Linked DNA regions of Homo sapiens: region 2 is linked to region 1. A link is a loop called in an ENCODE intact Hi-C map of the cell type or tissue named here. Cell type or tissue: heart right ventricle. All regions are shown on one strand. Each heading gives the region's core, and the rest is flanking DNA. Links, peaks and the distances in the headings are about the cores only.

Region 1 (2,821 bases), core at 101-2,600:
GTTCAAGCAATTCTTCTGCCTCAGCTTCCGAGTAGCTGGGACTACAGGCCACCATGCCTGGCTAATTTTTTGTATTTTTAGCAGAGACAGGGTTTCATTATATCGGCCAGGCTGGTCTTGAACTCCTGGCCTCAAGTGATCCCAAAGTGTTGGGATTACAGGCGTGAGCCACCTCGCACAGCTGGCACATCTTATTTGTTTGTTTAAACTCCATTGTTTGTATAAATCAGAGCTTATTTACTAATTTCTCTATTGATGGACGGTGAGGTTATTTCCACTTTCATAGTATTAACAAACATTCTTGACTCTATGTGTATATTAAATTGCTGCATTGCAGTATATGTCTATCTTCTTTCCTACTGGGCATTGCAAATTGTTCTCCAAAATAGTTGTACAAACGGACACTCCCATTAAATTGTATTTTTATTATTTATTGTTCCTCTAGCAGACTGTGCACTTCTGGAGATGGAGGACTTTGTTTTATTCATCTTTGCATCCCTAGTGCCAACCAAACTACCTAGCAAATAATAGTAGTTGGAAAATCTTTGTTGCATGTATAAATGTATGAACTTGGCTGGGTGAGGTGGCTCATGCCTATAATCCCAGCATTTCTGGAGGCTGAGGTAGGAGGATTGCTTTGGCCCAGGAGTTGAAGGCTGCAGTGAGCTATGATGGGGCCATTACACTCCAGTCTGGGTGAAAGAGTGAGACCCTGTCTCTAAAGAAAATAAAATAAGAATTTAAAAAAAATAAAAATAAATATATAACTAGATGAACTATTGAAGCAAAAACGTATTTATTACTGTCTTCTAAACATTTAAATATTGCCCTTTTAAAATTAATGTATATGTTGTGAACATTAACTTTTTTCTTTTTAAAATGGCCATTTCTCAATAAATAATTGACTTAGTTTGATATTTGTTTCCAGGTGATGAATGAAGGGGATTCAAGCCTTGCCACCGACTTACAGGAAGATGTAGAGGAAAATCCTAGTCCAACTGTGGAAGAGAATAATGTGGTAGTTAAAAAACAGGGGCCAAATTTACATAATTGGAGTGGTGACTGGAGCTTTTGGGTAATTTCTTTTTTTACGTCTTTATTTTAATCTTGAATACAAATTTTCTTTAAATCTGCAAGGAGTCATATAGTATTTGTAAAATTTCCTTCTTAGCTTCTAGATTTTAGATGTTTCAATTTTAGTCCAGAGTCCCAAAGACATTTCTGATTATTCTCTCCTTTGACCACTAGAATGCACTGTTGTCTGGTTCGATGAAATGGAATTAATCTGCTTCAGTTTCCTTGTGTGAAAACTACACCACAGAAGTGGATTCCACTTACACTGTAGCTCACTGTATTGTCAAGAGACTAATGTTATATAGAAACCATATTTCTGAATGTTACTGAGAAGCCAGCTATTTTATATAATTTTGATTTAAAAAATTCATTCCTGTACGTAAAGGAAGTTTAGCAGTGTTCAACCTATAGTGTATAATGACTATAAGATGGTTTTAAAGTTAGAAGCTACATATTCTGTTTCCATTGTGTTCATTCGGTTGTGTAATCTGGATGTGCTTCAGGTTTCCCCACTGGAAAATGAGACTACTGCTTGTTGATTAGGCACATTAAGATCTTAGAGTCTTTTTGGAAGAAAAACACTTCTGTATGTTACAAATGCTAACATTTATTATATTAAAGGACTCATTCTAAATCTAGCAATTCCTGTGAGAGTTATGAACCATTTGATAGAATCTGGTGTGATACAACTATAAGTGAAAATTATGTAGGATGGTAAGGCATGTATAGTTCCAATTAGTTCATTAGAAAGCTGATCTCTTGGCTGGGCACGATAGCTCACGCCTGTAATCCCAGCGTTTTGGGAGGCTGAGGTGGGCAGATTGCTTGAGCCCAGGAGTTTGAGACCAGCCTGGGTAACATGGCAAAACCCAGTCTCTACAAACAAACAAACAAACAAAAATTAGCCAGGCGTGGTGGCACATGCCTACAGGCTACATCCCAGCTACTCAGGAGGCTGAGGTGGGAGGATCACCTGAGCCTGGGAAGTTGAGGCTGCATTGAGCCATGATCGTGCCACTGCCCTCCAGCCTGGGTAACAGAGAGAGACCCTGTCTCAAAAAAATAAAAATAAAAATAAAAATAAATCTCATCTTTTGAGGATTAGGTATCCTTGGTAGCAGATTTTCTTGTAATTTTAGAGTAGGCTAAAAAAAGATTCATTAACAGGTTATAAAGATTAGTACAAGTACCATCATTCTGTTCATAATTAGCAGTTCAGTTCATTGGAATCTTAACAGTTATTGAATCTTAACGTGACTAAAACGTTTGATTTCCTATTAAGAAACGTGACATTATAAGTTTTTTTGAAATATTTTCTAAGGAAAATATTTAATTGCTAAGAAATATACAAAAATAACAATACATCCTAAAAATAATGTCATGTCTATTGACTATATTATTTTTGGTCATATTTAGAAAAGGTTTATGACAATATTGTAGTATTATGACCTTTCTGCACTAATTTTTTTTTTTTTGAGGCAGAGTTTCGCTCTTGTCACCCAGGCCAGAGTACAATGGTATGATCTCCAGTCATTGCAACCTCTGCCTCCTGGGTTCAAGTGCTTCTCCAGCCTCAGCCTCCCAAGTAGCTGGGATTACAAGCACCTGTCACCACACCCAGCTAATTTTGTATTTTTAGTAGAGACGGGGTTTCATCATGTTGGCCAGGCTGGTCTTGAACTCCCGACCTCAGGTGATCCGCCCGCCTCGGCCTCCCAAAGTGCTGGGATTACAGGCATGAGCCACT
Region 2 (2,821 bases), core at 291-2,790, 330 kb after region 1:
ACAAATACCTAATTGCAATGACTTCTGTTGCCCCAGTAAGCTACAGCAAGTAATGGAAGTCTCACAATTAAATAACAATACCCTAAAAATCATATACCATCATCAAAGGAAACATACACAATCATCATCTCAAGTACTACATATCTCTGCTGGGAATAATTGGATTCTGACTTAGAAACAGCCTGACTTTAAATAGACCATTGAAAATAGTGCCTCTCCAAACCTTCAGCTCTGAATTGCCAGGGTGCTGAATTGAGGAGTTTAAAATAACAGACCCTTACAATTAAGTAAAATCCTTAAGAGGAATACAATCAACTTCCATACAAATCCTAGAAATAATAACAGCTTTTTGTTTTCTATCTTTTAATTCTTCCTTGATATAGCTTCTAGAGCCCACAAGGATACAATTTTGGGGGAAAAAATAAAAGAAAAAGGAATATAAAAGGTTTCTGCTGTCCAACCACTTAGAAGAAAAAGAAAACCATTTCCTCAGGGCTTTGGTTTTTAAATAAGAGTGGATATTGAGTTTTAATGCATATTTTTAGAGATCCACAGAACCCCAAGCTGATTAAATAACCTTGAGGAAAATACTATGTCCTAAATTAGAAACGAAAAGAAAAATTACTTACCCTAAAATTTTCTTCTGATTTCTGGAGACCGAGGAGTTTACCACTTCGGCTCCTGCAGCCATTTACTGACAGCAGACATACCCAAGCAAAGCAAACTTTGCCTTTCTCAGGACTCAGAAACTATGAAATGAACAGAAAGAAATCACCCATTTTTGCCTCTAAGGTGAAATTACTTGAGTGCTGCTTTTCCAGCTTCCCTATTAGACCTTAGTGCATGTTTCATAGCTGCTTTCGAATGTATCCGTTTTCTTTAGAGGATTTGGGAGGGACCCTAAACTGAGCGTTGCTTGGGTCAGCCGCTCAGAGGTTCTGTCCTTGGTGCTGAAAGAGGGATGGAGTAGGCATAGGCAGTATCCGTTTTCTACCTCGCTCTCTTTTCCTCTTTGTCTCTCTATCTGCTCGGATACTGTGCTTTTTAGTACATGTATATTTTCTCCTCAGTGCTCTTTTTAATCTTAGTTTTTCCACTGTTTTTACCTTTATGCTTTAATTTCTCTTGAATAACTCTCACCTTCCTCAGTTTAATTGCCTTTCCAGATTTTGGTGGGTGTAAAGATGATTAGTTCAGAAGGAACAGATCATCAAATTGATACCACAATTGGTTAATGGAAATCAGTACAATTTAAAACACAATTGACAGGATAATTGAACTTGGAGGTGTAAGCCTGTCTGGGAAAAGAAGGTTAAAGGAAACATATTACAAAGGTAGCAAAACTGAGGCATGGCGTATAACTGGCAATAAGGATGAAATAAGCTTAATACTGTAAGAAATGTTAAATGTTTACTTAGCAGCACTTCTTGTTTTCAGAGGACTTCATAAATATTTGCCAATTCATTCTTACTGCTTCTCTGTGATATATACATAGATACCTTTTTTAAAACTGGTTTGGAACAAGCTAAAGTGAGATGCAACCAAGGACAATATCAGTGAAAGTCAGCAGTAGAACATAAACAATCCTAACTTATGGTCACCTGTTCATCTTACATTTTACTGTGGCATCCTAACCATTTCCTGTTCTCTCTCTCTTTTTTTTCTCCTCTGTTTGGTCAGTGTGGTAATTCTTCGGCTGTTTTCTCTGCCAACAGTGGATGTGCTTGGCAACTGCGGTGCAGTTATAGGGAAGCTAGCTCTTGTTTGACTATGATGGAGACCTCTGCTGGCTGAGAAAGAAGGCAGCAGCATCAACAAGGTCTAAATACTGCTATTGATAACAACCATCATTTATTGAGCATGTACTTTTAGCCAGTCATTTTAATGCATTGCTCCTTTTAATCCTTTCAACAACCCTACAAGGCAGGTACTATTTTTTACCATCCTTAATTTATGGATAGGAAAATTAAAGCTTATGGAGGTTAGTATAATGTCTGAAAGTCACACAGCTAACAAGTGGCTGACCCAAGATTTGGATCTAAACAACCTAATTCTCTTAACCACTATGGTATAGTCTTCCAAAAGAAGAAAATTTAAACTTCCCAAAAGACTGATAATATGTCAGAGAGAATAATAATTATGACAGTAATAATAATATTAATAATACATTTGTATATAATTATATTTAGAAATCATTTAGATGATTTAGAAATCATTCTGTAAATTATATTACATCAGTCTTCATGATGCCATCTTTATAGAGGCTGTTATGGACTAAATTGTGTCATTCCAAAATTCAAGTGTTGAAGCCCTAACCTTAGAACATGACTGTATTTGGATGTAAGATCTTTGAAGTGTGAGTTAAGTTAAAATGGGGCCTGGAGGGTACGCCCTAATCCAATATGACTGGTTTCCTATAAGAAAAAGAAGAGGCACCAGAAATGTGCACACAGAGGAAAGGACACAGGAAGATGGCATCTGTCTGCAAGCCAAGGAGAGGGGTCTTGCAGGAGAAACCAAACCTGCCACCCTGTTGATTTTGGATTTCTACCCTTCAAAACTGTGCAAAAATAAATTTCTCTTGTTTAATTCACCTAGCCTGTGGAATTTTGTTATGGCATCCCTAGCAAACTAATACAGAGGGTTAGAGAGGTTAGGTTCCATATCCAAGGTTGCCCATAACTTATTGGGCATAAATGTATTAGTTATATGACATAACTATATTGAACATGCCCTAAGACTAGAACTCCTGGGTTGAATGTGAACTCCAAGGCTTTTCTTCCCTTGGATAAGGGGACCAAGAGAATATGCACTGCTAAAA

The links. Peaks named below come from ENCODE experiments on the same cell type or tissue, not always from the same donor. Only the 100,000 strongest peaks of a DNase experiment are listed, where the experiment ranks them.
Region 2: a loop joins it to region 1, with 3 times the contacts of the local background. A loop is called at or near these places in 2 of 110 quality-filtered maps.

What each region holds. Positions count from the first base shown.
Region 1 is chr3:113,843,575-113,846,395 of GRCh38, forward strand. It overlaps GRAMD1C (GRAM domain containing 1C), which reads left to right. Exons shown (of 18, transcript NM_017577.5): 2 at 929-1,075. Among named protein-coding and RNA genes, the nearest start is that of GRAMD1C, 6.2 kb to the left of the region's middle. In heart right ventricle, for the core only: a CTCF peak has its summit at 1,236; no DNase peak of the experiment used is centred there.
Region 2 is chr3:114,178,028-114,180,848 of GRCh38, forward strand. DRD3 (dopamine receptor D3) reads right to left here and starts at 1,025. Exons shown (of 7, transcript NM_000796.6): 1 at 630-1,025. In heart right ventricle, for the core only: a CTCF peak has its summit at 1,825 (motif pointing left); no DNase peak of the experiment used is centred there.